Regions from separate parts of the Mus musculus genome. Here regions 2 and 3 are each linked to region 1. Evidence: chromatin loops called from intact Hi-C (ENCODE). Cell type or tissue: left cerebral cortex. All regions are shown on one strand. Each heading gives the region's core, and the rest is flanking DNA. Links, peaks and the distances in the headings are about the cores only.

What was found. Peaks named below come from ENCODE experiments on the same cell type or tissue, not always from the same donor. Only the 100,000 strongest peaks of a DNase experiment are listed, where the experiment ranks them.
Region 2: a loop joins it to region 1, with 2.7 times the contacts of the local background. A loop is called at or near these places in 15 of 42 quality-filtered maps.
Region 3: a loop joins it to region 1, with 4 times the contacts of the local background. A loop is called at or near these places in 5 of 42 quality-filtered maps.

What each region holds. Positions count from the first base shown.
Region 1 is chr7:70,277,337-70,283,530 of GRCm38, reverse strand. The region is part of intron 1 of Gm29683 (predicted gene, 29683); the gene reads left to right. Among named protein-coding and RNA genes, the nearest start is that of Gm29683, 57 kb to the left of the region's middle. In left cerebral cortex, for the core only: no CTCF peak of the experiment used is centred there; DNase peaks (open chromatin) are centred at 2,616, 2,654, 2,845, 3,066 and 2 more places.
Region 2 is chr7:70,331,660-70,337,853 of GRCm38, reverse strand. Gm29683 (predicted gene, 29683) reads left to right here and starts at 32. Exons shown (of 4, transcript NR_131145.1): 1 at 32-151. In left cerebral cortex, for the core only: a CTCF peak has its summit at 2,727; a DNase peak (open chromatin) is centred at 2,739; H3K4me3 peaks cover 130 bases.
Region 3 is chr7:70,169,261-70,175,454 of GRCm38, reverse strand. No RefSeq gene overlaps it. Among named protein-coding and RNA genes, the nearest start is that of Gm35271, 30 kb to the left of the region's middle. In left cerebral cortex, for the core only: no CTCF peak of the experiment used is centred there; no DNase peak of the experiment used is centred there.

The sequences.
Region 1 (6,194 bases), core at 676-5,675:
AGACAGAGATGCTGGTAAAGTTCTATCACAAGCCCTACTCTGACCTTATGCAAATAGAGGCGGCCAACTCTTTGTGGAAGGCTGAAAATTCCACCCCCTGTGTCACCAATACCTGGCATCCGAGCCTTTCATTCAAATGTTCTCTAAAAACACACACAGAGGATGTGACAAAGTGTGACACATCTAGGGGTTTTAGCGCACAGACACACAAACCTCACTAGGATATGGGAATAGTGATAGCACTAATAATTTTTAAATGGGAGGGGGGCGGTCAATGGCTGAGCTTCCTGAAGAATTGTCACCCACCCTTACCTTCTGTCACTGGCATCTTCCTTTAGCTGTAAAGTAATCTGAAGAGTCAGAAATTGCCCTCTCCTTGCAGAAGTAGAAGCCTATTAAGATACTGAAGTAGCTCAGAGTGTTGTCATAATTCACACCCGGAAGAGTGTGAGAGGGGAAAGTGCGAGGGTGGATGGATAGGCTGAGAGAGCTTGGTGCAGAGCAATCCCAGTTCATCTTGACACCCCCCCCAAGTGTGTGTGTGTGTGTGTGTGTGTGTGTGTGTGAGAGAGAGAGAGAGAGAGAGAGAGAGAGAGAGAGAGAGAGAGAGAGAGAGAGAGAGAGAGAAAAGAAATTTTCATTCACTATTCATCTGCCCACTCTGGTAGAAAAAAGAAATTTGGGGAAATGAGTCTCCTTAGGGAGTTGAATACTCTTAGAGTTCACGTGGGAAGGCGGACAGGACACATCCCAGTGAGCTAGTGACTCCGGATACCAGCTGTGAAAAAGGGTCTCATCATCCTAACAGAGGGGTGGGGACTTAGGTAAGTGCCTTTGAGGACAAGCCGAGGGGCATGCTCTGCCACCTGGCCCTGGGTGCCAGAAGGTGAGCTTTGAATTAGAGCTGGATGCTGGAACAGGCTCTGACCCTTGGGCTCCAGGGAGCAGCCCTTTGTGAGACAGAAGAGAGAATCCTGACTTGGAGCTCCAGTGTCTGGATTCCCCACTTTCTGCAGCACTTTCTTTCTTGTGCAGCCTCATTTCCACACGTGTCCCACTCCCTTTCACCCCGAGTTAACTATTGGTTTTTCCCTGAGTTGGAGTATTAGGAAGCCATTCACCAGGCCAAATGAAGCACCTAAAAATAACTGCTCTAGGGTACCAATACAGAGAAGTTGCCCATCACACAGAGAAATAGGTTATTTTCACAGTTCTTTAACCACCCTTGGAGCACTGTAGTTTTGGGGAACTTGAGGACCTTGGGGCTGGCTGGCAAGTAGAGGACGGGTAGGGCTTTTCTTAGCAGCTGCACACAGCCCCAGGGACTACTGGGGAGGACCGAGGGCGGCTAGACCCTGACCCAAACTGGAAAGCATCTTGCTAGGTTCCCACTCATTTCCTACAAGGCAGGAGAACAGGATCATTTTCTCTGAGTGAGGGCAAAGCCCAGCGCACACAACTTGGAAAACTCAATTTAGTCAGCCTGCTTTTTACATTCCACTCCCTCCCTCTCTTTTGATTTCAAAATTGATAACAAGCCCACCGCTGCGCATCTTTATGATAATAGTTGCAAATGAGTACGGTGCTCCCCCTACCCCCTCGACTAGGGAGCGTTTCAAGCAGTCAGTGGCAAGTAACTTCTCAGGATAACTTCTCCCTGAGATCTTCCCCCTCCCCTTTTAATGGTGGGACTTTTCATAATGTGCACAATACTATTAAAATTTCATATTAGCACTGTGTATGGTGAACTTTGTAATGGGAAATTCAATAGCTGCTGTAAATATTAATGGAATATGAAATGAAGCCACAGCCTCGACCAGCCCTGACAGTAAAACGGAGTGAGCATGTGGCGGCCCCGGGGCGAGAGAGGCCTTTCCTCTTGTCGCTCTCGCTTTATTACATTAGCGCCGGCCTCCCCACGCCGGCGTGGGCTCAGAAGCCGAGGCGCAAGGGTCACCCATGACAAATGTCCCCGTGTCTCGCCAACAGGCCCCGCCTGGCCCTGCCACTCCATCTGCTCAACAGGCCCCTGGAGAGTGCTTGCGGGTGTCAGTTTCGGGCACAGAGCTCTTGAGAGCGCCAGGTTTCCAAAAAGATAGCAGTGGTTCGGGTGCCTCCTCAAGTCACCGCTCCCTGGACCTGGGGAGGGGACAATTCCAAGCGCGTGTGTTAACGAACTCCAAGTAGCGTTCTGGGGTTGAAAGAGGTACTTTGAAAAGTCAGGCTCCCACTCCGGTCTAGATCCATGGCCCACCTTCCCCAAGCCCTATCCCAACCCGACTCTAGTCCGCAGGACCTGTCTCAGAACTCGCCTTAGGCTCTTTTTGCTGACAGCTGCCATCACCTACAGGGGCCCGGAGCAGTACGGGGGTCGTAAACTGACCCACGGGCGCCGGTTCACTCCGCCCCCAGCCTAAACCATCCGGGCAGTCGATTATCAGAGTTTAGGCCTTGGAGCGGCAAGCGCAGCCTTTTCTCAGTCGGGAATCTTCCAGAAACCACTGGGGAATGTGCTGCGTAGACTGCGGGAGATCCAGTAGTTCTTCCAGCAGCGGAGGGGCAGACCCGGCCTTTTGGAAATCTGGGGTTCCTGCTGGGGAGGACTGCGCGTAGGCAAACGTAGCCATCAACACCTTGTGCTGCGAGTTATTTCTACCGGCTGAGAACGATCCAGAATTGAGTGGCAGGCGACGGGTCTGCCTGCTCGCAGTATTTATTTTGTACCGACAGCACTTAGGAGACCTTAGTTTCTAGTTGGGACATTAATCTCCACTTGTTAGGAGATCGGCTGTCACCGTTGAGCCTTCCCACTTCTGAAGGCCGATGGTGTCCCGAGCTCCGAGCTCTGCCACACGCTACCTGGACGGTGGGGACAAGCAAGGCGGTGAGCAAACCGCAGGGGCAAAGCGTGGACACGGCGGGCCCTGCCGCCGATCGGGAGATGCCTGGAGGGTGGGGTTGGGGGAGTAAAGGAGCCCAGGACGGTAGCGAAGGGTTCCCCTTCTATTTTTACCTCGTAGAGAGGGGCGAAAGGGACTCTTTCTTATTGCAAAGATGGTTTTTAAGGCAGGACTCTCGGCTCAGAGGCGCAGCGTGCTGGCCGCCGAGTCGCGAGTCCTCCCATTTCACCGCCACTGACTGCAGAGTCAATTGCTACCTCCCTTTTACCACCCGTTTAGCTGGGGACGCGTTTCCATTCCATCTACCCCCTCCCTCTTTAAATTGTTTTCTGCCCAGTTTCTCTTCGCTCCCGGAATCAATCCAAAGCAGCGCTGCTGCTATTCCCTCATTTGCTCTCCGGGTACCCAAACATCAGGACCCAAAGGAGAGGAAATAAAGATAGGATTGAAACGCTCCAGGGGTTCCCAGGCAGAGATTGCTTCAACAAGCTAACCCTGTATTCCAGATCCCCGGCATTGCTTCAAGTGTGGTTTGCTGCTGGTCATGAACCCTTGGCCAGTCTGTCCCTCCTCCTCAGAGAGCTGAGCCTCAGCACTTCTTTGGCGCCACTAAATGCACCCCAATCCCCCAACCCCCACCAGGATCTTGCAACTTTTTCCGCCTTGCCCCTATAAAAGAGTTACACTTTCTACGAAGACTTAAAAAAAAAAAAGACAAGAAATGGATATAGGTTTTGTAACCGTTAAATAACTTTCCCAGCGTGTATTAAAGGAAGATTGTATTTTATCAACAGCTGATTGATGCCCGTGTGATCCTGTCGGTTTGTCTATAGTATCATATTTATTTAACCTGCTGGGGGACCGTGTTCCGGGGCAGCCTGTTCACGCTGACAAGAGCGTGCACATTACACACTACCCCAGGTATTTTGATTGATTGTTCCCACCCTAAAGCCTTTGGTTCATAATTTAGCACAGCGGGTTCTGCATCACAGACTAGGCTAAAAAAAAAAAAAAAAAAAAAAAAAGAATCCTGTAAGAGATTTCAATGAACAACTACTGGCAACAAACCGTTCTCTACCTGAAACCCCCAAATATTTTAATATCTTAACAATCACAAAACATTCAACTCTTATTTACCCCATTTTTCAGAAGTGGTATCAGAGAATGCATTTTGAGACTGTGGCTGGACCAGTCAGTATTTCTTGAACTAGAGTTGAAGTGGTGAGGACACAGCTCCCCCCCCCCCTCTTTTTCTTTCTCTTGCAATAGCAGGCTTGGGTGCTGAAGGAGCAGGGAGAAAAGAATGGGCCATCCCCACAGACGCTTCTCCTGTGTGGCTTTGGAATGTAGTTCATAAGGTCTTTTGCTGGAATTACTACCATTGTTTAACTCCACGAATGAACGAGGAGAGGCTCCTTCTTTTGTTTTCCTTCAGAAGACAAACTCTTCAGTGTACCTAAGAAACATTCAAAAATATTTGTGTACTTAAAAAAAAAGTAAACCACCTCAGCTGTCTAGCAAAAATGTAACCTGAAGTTAGTAATACCTACTGCAGAATCCAGCAAATACTCTCTCTTCTCTTAAGGGATTTCTAAGAAGGCAGCTTGTTGGCGAAACTTATTTTTCTGAGCCCCAGCAAAAGCACATGTTTTACCTCACGTGCATTTAGCCAATTGTTTTGGCTGTGATAAACATGGGAGACTTCTTCCTGTATTATTGTTGTTCTGGCTAGTAATGGTTTTTTGTTGTTGTTGTTGTTGTTGTTTTTTAAAGGATGAGAAAACAAGTTTGAAATGTGTGTTGTTTCCAGTGATGTAATGATGCTGTGTGTGCCTGGTAGTCTTGCATTTGTCTTTTAGAGATTCTTGAAGCCTGTAAGGTCATCTTGGCAGCATCCTGTATCTAACCAACCTCCCTCCCCAGACTTTATTTTGGTATTCTAGGTTGGATGGGTTGGCCATTATCACAATGGCCAATGGCATGAATTTCCAGGATGTAGATATGTAGACATTAAAGAAAGACATCAAGGGAATAATTGTCCTCCCATAAGTCAATATAGGTAATACAGTGCCCTCCTTCACTTCTTAGGTTATTATTGGGGCAAAACAATTTTTTTAAAAAAATCTATCTAGTGATAATAGATACTGGTGATAGCAATCATTAAAACTTCCTTCTTCGTTTCTTCTTCATTTTTGAATATTATTCATAGAAGCTATCTTTGGGCTTGATGTATGCGTTTAAATAAGGATAAAGACATTAACCAAGTTTTATATCCTCCCATTTCTAATTAACATTTCTTTGATTGAATGTCCCTTATTTTTAATGCTGCCACTAGAGCCTTTCTTCTATCATCACACTTGGGGCATGTTTGGGAGATCTCACTGGTAGCCTTTCTTTGCCAGTAATATCTTGTTCAGCCACTCTTTTTATCTCTAGATGTTGCTATTTATCCTTAGATGATATTCAATGAAAAAGAAAAACTCAGAATATTTGAAAACTCCAGGAAAGGCATCTCTCTGCTGAGAAAACAGCCATGATCAAATGTTAAGTACAGACGCAGTATTCAGAGAGAAAGACAGGGCACGCTGGCTAAGGAAATATTTACCCAGGCCTCCATGGCAGCCAGGAGCACTAAGGCAGACCAAGTGCAGTGATGGGAAGGACAGTGGTTTGTTTGTTTGTAGTAAACAACTCTATGCAATTTAATCACTCATGCTAAGAAAGTATTGAGGTAGCCTATGAATCTATTTGTGGCCATTCTTTTTTCTCCCCAAAGCCTTTAGAAATCATTGGTTTACATCCAGAATGATCTTTTTCTTCCTTTCTCCCTTCCCCTCCTCCCTCCCTCCTCTCTCTCTCCCTTCCTTTCTTCCCTTCTTTCTGAAACAGTGCCTCACGTAGCAGTGGTTGACTTCTAACTTGATGTGTCCTTCTGAGGATGACCTCAGGTTTGGGACCTGTCCTACTTCCTGGGCGGACAGACATGTGCTATCTTGCCTTGTTTATGCGGTGCTGGGATTGACCTCAGGGTCTGGTGTATACTCAGCGAGTGCTTTAGAAACTGAGCCACATCTTGGCTCTGTGGATAAACTTTTTGAAAAACAAAACAAAACCCTACTATAAGTGTTCTTTAATAATGAATAAAACCATCTCGTAGGTTGTTTCTTGAGGAATTTTTGGATTAGTTTAAATATATGCTGATACATACACATACAAATTAACCTCTTTGAAGTCTGGCTTACTTCTTAATCATATAGCTCTGGGCAGGCTACTCCATTTCTCTGTCCCTGAGTT
Region 2 (6,194 bases), core at 719-5,718, 54 kb before region 1:
TCCGCTGCCTGGCCTCCAGCGAGCTCCGCGCGTCTGAGAAGGAGCTAAGGGCTCCCTGGTTCAAAGGGCCGCAGCCCCGAGGGAATGCCCTCTTCGTGTGCCCCGGGGTGCAGAAGCAGACTGCAGGGCGGTGGGACCAGCCTGGGCCACGGTAGGAATCTCGAAACCTCATGCACCCCTAAGTAGCTGATCCCAAGGGAGGGCACAGGGGAGTTCCGAGCCCGAAGGGACAATTCGGCAAATCTATCGCAGGCCGGGCAGGGACCGCTGGCTAGTGCACCTGCCGGCTGCTCCAGATCCTGAATGGGTCATCCTGGGTCCCCCCAACTACTTCACAGGCGTTTGTCCATTTGTGTGCCCTAATAGAGCATCGAGCCTTGAGTTTCTTTGGCCTCACTGCCTTGCATATAGGCACTTGGGTAGCTGATGACCACAGGCCCCCACAGCCTTCAACAGGCCTGAGTCCTGGAGTAGCCTTGAATCTAGTACTAAACGATTTCTAATGTTTGATCCCTCCCAAAGGAGAGTTTTTTCATATAACTGTAAACATAATTGTTATTAATATGCCCCCAAAAAGTGGTGGTTAAAAGGATACTCGACTCTCTCTAGATCACACTTTCAAGGAGAGAGAAGCTTGAAATCTGATATACTGATGAGATTATTAGACTTGATTAAATAGTGATTGGCCCCCACACCAGTTCTCTAAGGAACAGTGTCCCTCTCCTCGGTAGTTCTGTCTCTTCTCTTCTCTCCTTCTCTTCTCTCCTCCGTCTTCCAGGCGCGCAGGCTCACACTAATTCAGGAGTCATTAGCAACACCCTCTGCATGCATGGCTTGCGTGGGGGAAGCATTGTGTTCAGTAGCTGTTACACTAACTCTTGCACCGCATCTTGCGGTAGGAAGTGTAATAGCAAGAAGATCATTTTTTAATCCTCGGGCTTTATTTTGTGTGCGTATGCCTGTATGTGGGGGTGGGGTGGGAGTGGGGGTGGCTGCTCTCAGAAAATATGAATTGAGACGAGCCGTGTGGAAGAGAAAGAAATGGAGAGGACCGGAAAGAGGGAAAGAGAGAAGAGTAAAAGTTTCCAATTTAGGACTCAGAACCTCCTTCAAATTGAAGCTTTGGGGCTTGAGGTTCTTGTGAACTTTCTTCCGTCTGTTTTTGTCTCTGCACCTTATTGCCACTGCTCAGTGGATGCTAGGGCCCTCTCAGGAATTGCCTCTTAGCTCCTAGATCTATCAGCAACCATCTTCTCCACAAGTTAGCATTCTCACCTCAAAGCCTAGGAACTCCCAAGAACCTGGTCATGCCTCTACAGCTGCCCCCTGGAAAGATGCCCCTTAAATCCTGCTAGGAATGTGAGATATCTCTCTCTAGTATGATCTCTCAGGAACCTGTTTTAACTTAGTAGAAAAGGGACAAGCCAGCCAGAAAACTAAACTGGCTATTTTCCTGGTGCAGCCCTATAATTTCTGAGCGGGAGCACTGAGAGCCTTCTAATCTGCCGTGCATGGAGCACAGGTTGTAGAGAGGCAGAGAACTCACACCGCCTCTTGCCCAGGCTGCCCAGAGACTACCCTACCAACCCCAAGGAGCACAGAATTTTTCCTAAGAGGCTAACTTTGGCTTGCTCAGGTAGAAAATAAAGGGGGCTTAGATACCACCACCATCTCTCCCTTCACCCACAGTTCTCAGGCTGGCCATCATTTTACCCATGGAATCTAGTTGAACACCCTAAACACACACAAGAGAGAGAGAGAGAGAGAGAGAGAGAGAGAGAGAGAGAGAGAGAGAGAGAGTTAGAGAGAGACTTAGAGAAAGAGAGACTTAGAGAGAGAGAGAGAGACACTTAGAGAGAGGTCAAACACATAAGTAAAAACTACATTAGATGGAAGTTCCATGTCGCTTTCAAAACAGATAAACCACACAGTTCTTCGCTGGCCCAAAAGCAAGGCACTCTACATTCAAAATTTATTTTCAGCATGGAAAGGGTGTTGTTTCTTATTACACTTGGCTTTGGGGTGAAAAGAAAATGAAACAAAGATTCACCATAGCATAGCAGTGAGTTAATTTTCTGTGTATTTTATAGTCTAGTCCAGTGGATATATTTAAAGGAAGATAAACACCTTAACTGACCAACTGGTTGAAACAAGGGCAAATAGTCAGTTGCACATTGGAGGAAAAGAATGTGTAATTCATAATTCCTGGCCATTGTTACTTTCATTGGTCGAAAGGCAGACGTGCTGAGGATTGCGTTTTCTGATTATGTCTGAAAATGGAGAGGAACCAGGCTCCAATAGGCCAGCCACAGTCCTGGCAAAGCCTCGGTGAAACCCCAGCGGTCAGAAGGAATGGATTTCTGTGGAAATCATAACTGGGAGGTTATAGCTTCATAGGCCCCGCTTCATGGAAGGCATGGGCCACGGCAGAATGACTTAAACACACCGCAGCCTGAACTGGTGGCCTCCTGACTATGTGTCTCATTCATTTTATCTTTTCTCTGAATGCAGCTTAGGTGACGACCGTTGAGCTGTGAACGTATGCTTCTGTGTTTTTTTTTCCTTTGCGCATCTCCTTTGAGAATTGTGGGTCACAGATGATGGTGTTCTTTTGCACCAGTGGGGAAAGAGGCCTGTGTGTTTCGGCTTCTTTGGAGATTTTAATAAGGAAAAAGAACGAGTTAGGCTGCAGGAGATTTGGAGGCTTGGTCGCGTTATTCCAGTTTCCGAAGCGAGGTGGCGCTCCAGGGCACTGCACTGCGCCCGGGTTTCCGCAGCTGAGCACCAGCTTCGTAGAGTTTGCTCTGGAAGGCAGTAAAGTCCAGGAGCGATGTAAACGCAGAGTTCCTAAACGTTCTGTGCAGAGTCCAGGGGTACTCAGACTCTCTCAGGCCTAGTGGCCTACATGAGTAAGAGAAGACCCGAAGCCGCTTCTGGGGGTGAAGGGGGGGGGAGGGGAGAGGGTGGCTGCAGGGAGGGCAGACCAGCCAAGGCCCGGGCAGGCTCTGTGTTGAATCTTCCTGGAATCTCTAAAGTTCCAACTCTTGATGGGTCCGGAGCGGTTCTAGAATGCTGTAGAGAGAGCTCGGCCGGAGCCATCCTCCCTATTTCCCTATCTGCGGTGGGCTGGTTAAAATTCACGGAGGAGGTTTCTCCCCATCCACTGGGCTCTATCGACTTAGTCTCCCACCCTCTCACCCCCACCCCACCCCATCCAAAAAAGAAGAAACAAGAAATAAGAGGAGGATGAGGAATAAGAAGAAGGGTGTGTGTGTGTGTGGGGGGGGGGTGTATTCGTGCATCCCATGGCTTTCATTTTGTTTTCCAAACTGGATCTTTTTTCTCTTTTTTTCTTTACTGCCATTTCTTCTCTTCTGTTTTCTTTTCTGTACATTTTCTTTCATTCCCTTATTTCGTTAGTTTTTGCAACCCATTGGTGACGAGGGAGGGAGGGAGGGAGGGAGGGAGGGAGGGAGGGAGAGAGAGAGAGAGAGAGAGAGAGAGAGAGAGAGAGAGAGAGAGAGAGACCAAATAAATGGCAGCAAAAAAGTGAAGAAACAATTTTGATTTATTGCATGGATTTCAATCCATGCGATTTCGTTTTCACCTCGCTTCTACATTTCCCGAGTCTCAGGCTCATAAAGGCTAATAAAGACGCAGGAGAGGAAATGCCCCTTAGACCTCTTTGGAAATGATGATAGAAGTAATAGTGGCGGTAGTCCCTCTGCGCAGCACTCCTGTATAATGGAGATGTCACTGTGGTTTTGCAGTGTGGCTCCGAGGACCAACAGTCGTGCAAAATTTGTGCCCATGCTCTGAGGGCCTCTTTTCAGCTTCCGGGTCTAGTGGGTCCCCTGAACCATGCGATGTTCTCCTTCCCCAGTGGCCTGTACCTTCAGGCTGCCAGGAAACTTTTTTCCTCCTCACAGTGTTGCAAACTTGCAGCTTAACTGTGTGTCTCTTTTAGCCCCCACTTCACCCACTTTCGTCGAAGTTTTAAAGCAGAAACAGCAGGATTTTGAACCCAACTTAGGACTCTAGAGAAACTCAGAGGACCAGGTCATTAGGAATGTTAACGGACAACCAAGAATTATAAACATGATCTGAAAGTCTCTTCCAATTCATTTAAGTATTTATTTGTGCTAAGTGATGAAAGGTGACGGATGAGAAATAGACATCTTTTAAAAATAATGATGTCAGAGGAGCCTTTACCCTGTCGATTGCTATAAATCAGCGTTGAGAAAGACAAACGGGGGGGGGGTGTTATTTGGCCACCTAACGGGCTGCATTCACTGGGCTGCAGTTGGCCTGTCAGCAACGTGAAGCAGCGGTGAAGCTTTGGTCTGGGGAATGGCAAGGAACGAGGGGAGGATCAAGGCCCACAAAGAGCCAAAGGGGGACATGCTGGTGAGCCTGCTGGTTTCCACTTGAATTCCCATACTAGTGATAGATTTGGCTTAAGGTAGTGTGTCCAGGCCAGGCAGATGACAGGCCTTAGGAATTCGGGGAGGCTATAGTCACTCAAAGTTCTGAATGTCACATTATAGAGGGAGAGCAGGCTCTGTTTCACAGTCTGTCAGGGGTTTGGAAGACTCCATGAATGTTACCTTTTGAAAATACTCCCCCACCCCCGTTCTCTCTCTCTCTCTCTCTCTCTCTCTCTCTCTCTCTCAATTTTCTCGGCCCAAGAGGAAGCTTCATGCTCTCTATGACACAGACTGGTCTCCACAAGGAGAGAGGATCCGAGCCCTATAGGTAGGAAATGACAGGTGTCTGCAGGTTTGAGGTGAAGGTTGCTGGCGCTGCTCTTGTACCAGCCAGAAGATCAAAAAACGACTTCTGAAAAGGGCAGAACGGGGTGGTATTTTAAAGTTTACACTGAGCTTGTAGAGACAATCAGTTCTCAACCACTTCCTTTTCAGTCACAGAAAGGCCTGGAGTGCTGGGATAGGGTTTGAGAGAGAAACGAGCTTAAGGAACCGGGCAATCTTGCCAGAGACTTCTGCCCCTACCACTTTTCACACCTGCGCTGCCCAGTTTCCAGTTCAACCCTGAGCCAGAGAGGCTGCCTAAGCCTCTGGCCTCTGGGTCTGCCTGTTTTGTCCCTTCCAAATGCTTCTAGCAGGCACAGATGCTCTCACGGTCGCGTCCCTCTGGTGCATCTTGGAGAAACACTGGCAAACAGTGCTTTTCTGAGGAGCAGAAGGGCTGCTTAAGCGCCAGCAACAGGTCCATGCTGAGATTCCTCTGTCCTTCACCGGCCCCTCCTTCCACCCTCGCTACTGGGGTCCGCGGGGTAAAGGGGGGGATCTACTTCCCCCTTCCTCCTGGGTCACCCACAACAACCCAGGAAGGCAAACATCAGGTTTGCACTGTTTCTTTGGATAAACGCCTGGCTAAATGCTTCTAATAATGAATGGCCTTTCGCTGGACACTCGCTTGAACCGAAGAGAGGACCTCACTGGAGAACACCAAAAAGAAAATAACTAGAAAGTGGAAAGGAACACGGCCGGCGGCGGCCTCTAGGATCCAGACAAAGACATCTGAGTCTGTCCCTTTGCAGTCGCCCATCTCTCCTTCCTGCCTAGAGATCTGATTTGGTCCTACTGCGGCTCCCTAAGAGCCTTTAGATCCGACGTCCCTTCACTGGGGACCTTGAGCTGAGATCCCAGGGCTGGAAGGCTCCGATTCTAGCCGGAGCTGGAACCTGGTGGCCTCAACACTTGCGGGATGCTGCTACTGGGCCACAGTCCCTGCCTTGCCCACAGGAACCTAAACATCCCCGCGTCCTAGGTTAAGGTGGTTAGGGCGAGGGGGTAGGCTCCTGGACCAGCCAGGTCGAAGCGATGAAACAGCAACTTCTTCTTCTTCTTTTTTTCCCCCTGGCAGGGAGGAGGGAAATTCGTCGGAGGAGGTCGGTGGAGACTCCTCCTTCGCTCCGCCCGGAGGCAGCCAGAGCTCCGCTAGCGGTGCGTCTCCGCCCGCCCGAGCGTTTCCATAAATCAGGCCGCTGGCAGGCTGCTAATTAGCTCCGGCCGAAAAGAATGAGAGTTCTGTAGCACACGGTGGGTTGGGAGTGGGGGCCCAGTAGGTGGGAGATCAGAATTCCCCAGGATTAACGGGGGGACTCCTTGGGGGCATCTCCGCGCTCCCTGCCCGAGCCACCTCCGATCACCTCCTGCCAGCAAAGGCCC
Region 3 (6,194 bases), core at 780-5,779, 110 kb after region 1:
TAATTAACATGTTGGTTTAAGCAGTTTCTATTGGCAATACGAAGCTAGCGACACTATGAAGTTTCTGAACTCTATGCATAAACTGAGTGTTTGTAAAAGTGGCAAGCCAGTTTTCTTTTAGGCTAGGGAGAAATATTAAAAACCAGGGTTAAAATTAAGATCTTGTACATCTTCTTACTGCATTGCTAATAATATGTTCTTGTGTGTGAATGTAGACTTGGTTAACTGTCCAAGGCATCTTAATTAAATTAGGAATAATAAAATACTTTCACAATTCCTATTAAGAGTGTTTGCTGATGAGAACAGTTGCTTTTTAGGTTTTAGTTTGAATCCTACATTCTGATCATATGGCCCTGTCTAACAAAGTGGGCTCATAAAAAAATAGATAAAAAAATAGATAATTCTCAAGTCAGTACTATGAAAACACCCAAATTTTTTCTACATTTAATGGACTTTAATAAGTAAACTAAGTTAATCTGGAAGGCATCCAGTTCCAGTATATGTCCCATTCAGATTTGTGCTATGTGAATTTATCTATTCATCATGTGCTGGCGGAGAAGATGCAAGACAATAGGGTCATTTAACTCCAGCTCTTCCAAGTGTCTGGAAAGGCTTGCTATTTTATCTCCTTTCTCTTGCTTTGTAGAGATGTAAAATATTTTTACTCCTTTACTAGTAAAGGTTAAATCATCAAGCAGCTTAACAACATGTTAGTAAATGATTTTTTAAAATAACTATAGCATAACCCAAGGAATTTGTTGTCCTAAGGGGGAAAAAAAAAACTCCAGGAAGCTCTTTATAGATATAATTGCCTTATTTTATTTTTGGAAGACAGTATTCTATTTTTTTGTTCTAAAATTTTTCTCTTTCCTTATTATGCAATCTCATCCTAGCTAAGTAACTCAAGTCAGTTTTTAATGAGGAGCTTCTAGCATTAAAAAATCAACTTCAGAAAAAGCATTTATTATTTTAAGAATGTGTGGGTAAGTCAATCTTGAACAAGTATACAAGCCAATTTATTGTACAAATTGATGTTATCTTTTGACAAATCTGAAATTTTTCATGAATCATCATCCAGAAAGAAGGATTTCTTTAGTGGCTTCAAACAGCAGTATGACAGGTAGATATATAGGGGAAAACATTGAAATAAAGCACTATGAATTGCAATTTGAAAAGAAGCAAGTGAGCATCCTACTTTTCTGGTCACTGAAAACAGAAAACTGGTCCACAATTTCATTCGGTACAAGCACTAGCTATCCTGCAGAAAGCCTTCAGATGGTTTCTAAATCAACAGCAATGAAGCCCAGGTCCCGGAGGAGTAAAAATAACTTAAAAAAAAAAGAGTGGAATCTTATTAAACACTGAGCAATTTTTAAAAGACAAAGACATATTAGGTACAGAGAATATTATTTGAATCTAAATAAATCGAGTAAAAAGGCTAACTGTACCAATAGTATTTAAAAAATATATATGTTCCTCAAATCTAAAATCTGAGGAGTTCATTTCTATGTTGAAATGTACTCCATAAATAAATGTTTTCACAGCTTCCCACTGAACAAAAAAGTTCAATAGTGAAAAGATACTGTCCTACTTTTTCAAGTTTTTCAATGAAGGTTTTAATTTTATTAAATTTGAAATGATTCTTAAAACATTTCAGTAAAAACAATCAGACCCTTCACCACCCCCAACCCCCCATTTCTGGAATTTCAAGACGAAACAAAACTTGTCTTTGTTCTTTGTATTGCTATTTTCAAATAATCATTTAATAAATTTAATGTTAAGTAAATTTGCACTAATATTTGTTTAAACTTTAAGTATTTTTCACAAAGTTGTATAACAAAAAAGCCAAAGTAGAATGTGCAATATTGTGTTTCATAATTTTAAAAGTCTAAGATCTTGTCAGTTGAGCAATTTTATCAAAATTGATTTAATCACAGCAAGTGAGAAGACTTTAATAATTGTTTTGGTAGCATCGAGTAAACTATTGTAGTTTGAAAAAACAAACAATGCTTATTTGTCTTAATATAGTTATATTTTCTTCTTGAAAGTGTAATTTTGAATAAGTTTTGATTTTTAGATAATGCTGATTTTAACCCCCATTTAAACATGCTTCCATTTGGTTACAAGCTATACTGCAAGCTCACATTTTTTCAGAGACTATCGAAATAGAGATTTAAAAGACAATTATGTACTTTTCTATTATAGTTTATAAAAAGCCTCTGTAATCATAATTCATTTGTAATAAGATTTAACTGTAATATATATAAGAATGGGGAGGTAATGTGTAATATTTTAGGAAGACAATTTATACTCTTTTAGAAATTACTTTAATTTTCTCTATGTAAAAGTTATTTTTGAAAGGCAATATCCATTTTGATTTTATAATTCAATATTTTATAAAATTTGTGATTACACAATGTGCTCTGCTTCAGAAAATTATGATGAAACTTCAGTTCCTATGGCCCATGATAAATTACAAAATATAGCAAAAGTAATCTAAGACTGTTCGGATCCACTCAGTTAAAAAAAAGCCAACATTTTGAGTAACTTATTAATTCACTCAATTTTATTTGTTTCACCTATTTCTATACTTCACACCATTGATACAGACAAACTACCCATTGACAATAATAAAAATTTCAAGGCATTTCGCAAAGGAGTGATTGTTTTAAAATTCTATTAATGTCCTGGGTAATAAATAAGGCAGGAAAAAGTTCGGTGTCTTAATCTTGTTTACTCTTAGAAACCAATACTGTAGCCGAGAATTTTGCTAGGCAGGAGAAGGCTGAGCAGATTGATCGAGCATTCTCGCTTTCTCAGTGGTCTGTGTCAATATTGGCCCATGTGTACTCGGTTTGATTCTGTTTATTCTTGTCAGGAGAAGTATTTCATACAAGTCTGCGAGACTTAGTTTAGTTTAGTTGTTTTTGTGTTCCAAGGCTCATTTAAGCATTTCAAGATAAATAAAGTGCAAGAGTTTCTGTTTTGTTTTGTTTTTGTTTTGTCTAGCAGTAAACATTTAATGAAAGTGAATTTTCTTCTCTCAGTGTAGAGAATTTGAAGTGTGTGTTGTTTTAAATATATTTTTTAAAAACAAAATTTCCAAAAGATGAACTTTCATACTTTGAAATACATATCCTTCCTTGTTTTGGAACTTAGGTTTCTAAGTATATAGACATAATTATTTTTCTACAAGAATGTATTTCATGTACAATGACTTTATTTGCCTTGTTTGTCAATATGAGCAAATTTTTAAAGCCAAAACGGCACAAATGATAAATAACTCATTTTTGTTTTTTGTTATTGTTGTTTCATAAAATAATTAAACAGATTTAGCATTCAAATACCAGTTTTATAAACTACAAAGCAAACATTCCAGAATATCTAAGAGTCTGCATATAAAGCAAACACTGTATGCTCCAGATTATAAACTGCTGAGACCCGGAGACAATTTTACTTATTTCCACATTACATCCATAAACTTCAATTCATGACTGCAGCTCCAGTTGCTCATCATGTAATTTTTTCACTGTGACAATTAGTATAATTAATTAATTATTCAATAATTGAAATGCAGGTTAACAAACTTCCATATAGAAAAGTTTTAAAAATGTCCTTCATTCAAACTGTGAACTCTAAGCCTATAAAACTCTTCAAAGAACCCCAAGATATCAAGCAATCTTTTATTTAGCTAAACCTACCCCCCACCTTCACGCCCTTTCATACTTAAATAGTCAGTATGCTCGGAGCTTGGAAAAAAGCGAGAGAAGCCTTAATGGATCACTGGTTTTAACTAAAGAAGTAGGTGCGTATCCCTTATAAATGAATTCAAAACAATTTTTGTTTTAGCATTAATAGTTTGCATCAAATGAAAACAAGCTTCTTAGTGTAGGAGAGTAAAATGTTGAATAGGGCACTTATTAGCATATCTTTTATTTTAAACCCAAGGACAAACATTCTAAAACAATATCTATTACATTGGGACAATGATGGAGGTTTTTTTTTTTTCCATGTTCTAATATTCCAGCGGTGGACTTCCTCTGAGCCAAGGGTAACATAACCAGAGTACAAAGCGAAGGACACAGGAAAAACAGCAGGGACACATAAAATCGATTTAAGAAAAACAATATTTAATCTCATCCAAGCCGAAAGCTAATGCAGTTGGCTGTGGTGGAGAGGGCTCACTTTGCAAAGAGAGGTTTCTTCTCCACATAGATTCTGCCGCCCCGAATGTGCATATATGATTAAGGAAAATGAGGTGCAGATTTGGAGTTTGATCCTAGGCAAAATAAAGGCTGTACATTCTAAAGAGGACCATACATTTGAGGTTCAGTTATGATCGATTGCAGAGAGAATGGTGTGCGTTCTGGAGGTTTTCTCAAGTTTAGCAATAGACAAACCAGGTAACACGTCACCTTTCAGTTTCTCACTGTCTCTTTTGGAAGCCACACATGCTACTAAATTCAGCCTTTCTTCCCCGAATAATTCTAAAATGGCAAACATTTCTGTTACATAATTTTTCCTCTATCCTTCAAAAACGTGTGATTATTTGGAAAAATTACAATGGAATAAATTAAGGGATCTTGACGAAAACAGCGAGGAGGGTAATTTCTATTTTTAGTTGAAGGAAGAACTTCAAAGGAATTAAATCAAAGATGATAAAATGTCTCTCCTTTTATGGCACTCTTCTTCCCTTTGTTCCTTTTGAACAAGGTACTCTAAAGGGCTTCGATTTTTGGACATCCTGAACCAGTGTAAAGCAGGGCCACAGTCATTTAGGTGAGCCTGAACTTCTACAACTCTCCCTACAAGGATACAGATTTGTAGTTTAGTGTGTGAGAAACTGCCCAAAGACAGTCTTTGCAACAAGTGTCACTCAGCTCCAGGAGTCATTTCTGTATTAAGGATGTGAACTTGATTTTGTCTTTTTCTGAGAAAACTACTTTTTTTTTTTCATTAGAAATCTTTAACGTGCTTTCCCCCGACCCCCATTTTTTAATGGAACTGTGTATTCCTAAAGCAGTATCATTTACTATACTGGTTAAAATAATGCTTCTCCTATTTTTCTGTGCCCTCTTTGTGTGCATGACCTTGCTACCTGTTAGCATTTTGGTTTGGAACTTTTATTATCATTGGTTGTTTTCATTCCTTATCACTTTAATACATCATCCTGAGCTATTGTCAAGTCCAAGCTAAGCACTAATCACATATCCAGGCAGACAGGTTTCTTTTCTAGCTTGTTCTGTGAGAACAGGTAAGGACATGAACAAGTATATTATGGCCCCACTAGGTCAGCAGCTTCTGTTTGACATCTGTCAGACAGAAACAAGGAAGAAATGCTCTCATCAATTACAGGAGATCACTGAGAGCATTGGGAGTTGCAATGAGCAGGGAGCCTTCCTTTTTTTTTTCATTCAATGGATGCCATCTGTGTCTATTCGGAGGTACCAAGACCAAAAACACAACCCCAAACAATAAACAAACAAACAAACAAACAAACAAACAAAAAACCAAAAAGACTTGTACATGGTTATAAGCAAGCAAACAAGCAAGCAAGCAAGGAAGCAAGCAAGCAAGCAAGCACACAAACAGAAAATCCCCCAAACGAACAAAAACAAAGAAAACCAAAAAAATGTCTAAGCAAAGCTTTAAAAGCATACACTCCACTTCTTTAGTAGTGACATACAGGAAGCATTTATTAACTTCTAAGGCCATAGTTAGAAAGAAGCCTAATATACCGTGTTACAGCAAAACCCACACAGCATGATGCATTAAAGATCATCTGTGCTGGTCATTAATTAAATACCAACAGAATAGCAAAAAAAAATTTATAGTCAAATAGAATTTATTTTTATATTATCTTTCCAGAATCAAATTCTATTCCCTAAGCTCATTAAGGAAGTGAATGAGGGAAGGCCACTTTCCTTTAGGTGTGGAAGTTCTTACGAGAAATGACGTCGTGCTTCTGCTAATGAAAATGGTAAATTGCATAGTCAGTCTTCCTCTTTAATTTACATGATTTCTCTTAAATAAAATCATTTACTCAGTGACAGCAAACGCAACCAGCAGATGTTTGATTATTTGCTGAGGCAAGACAGTATATTAACTGATGGAAGTATCAATTGCAGTTATTAAAATAGATGCTACTTAGGAGAACTGTGGGATTCAGAAATAATTATTCATATAATTAGAAA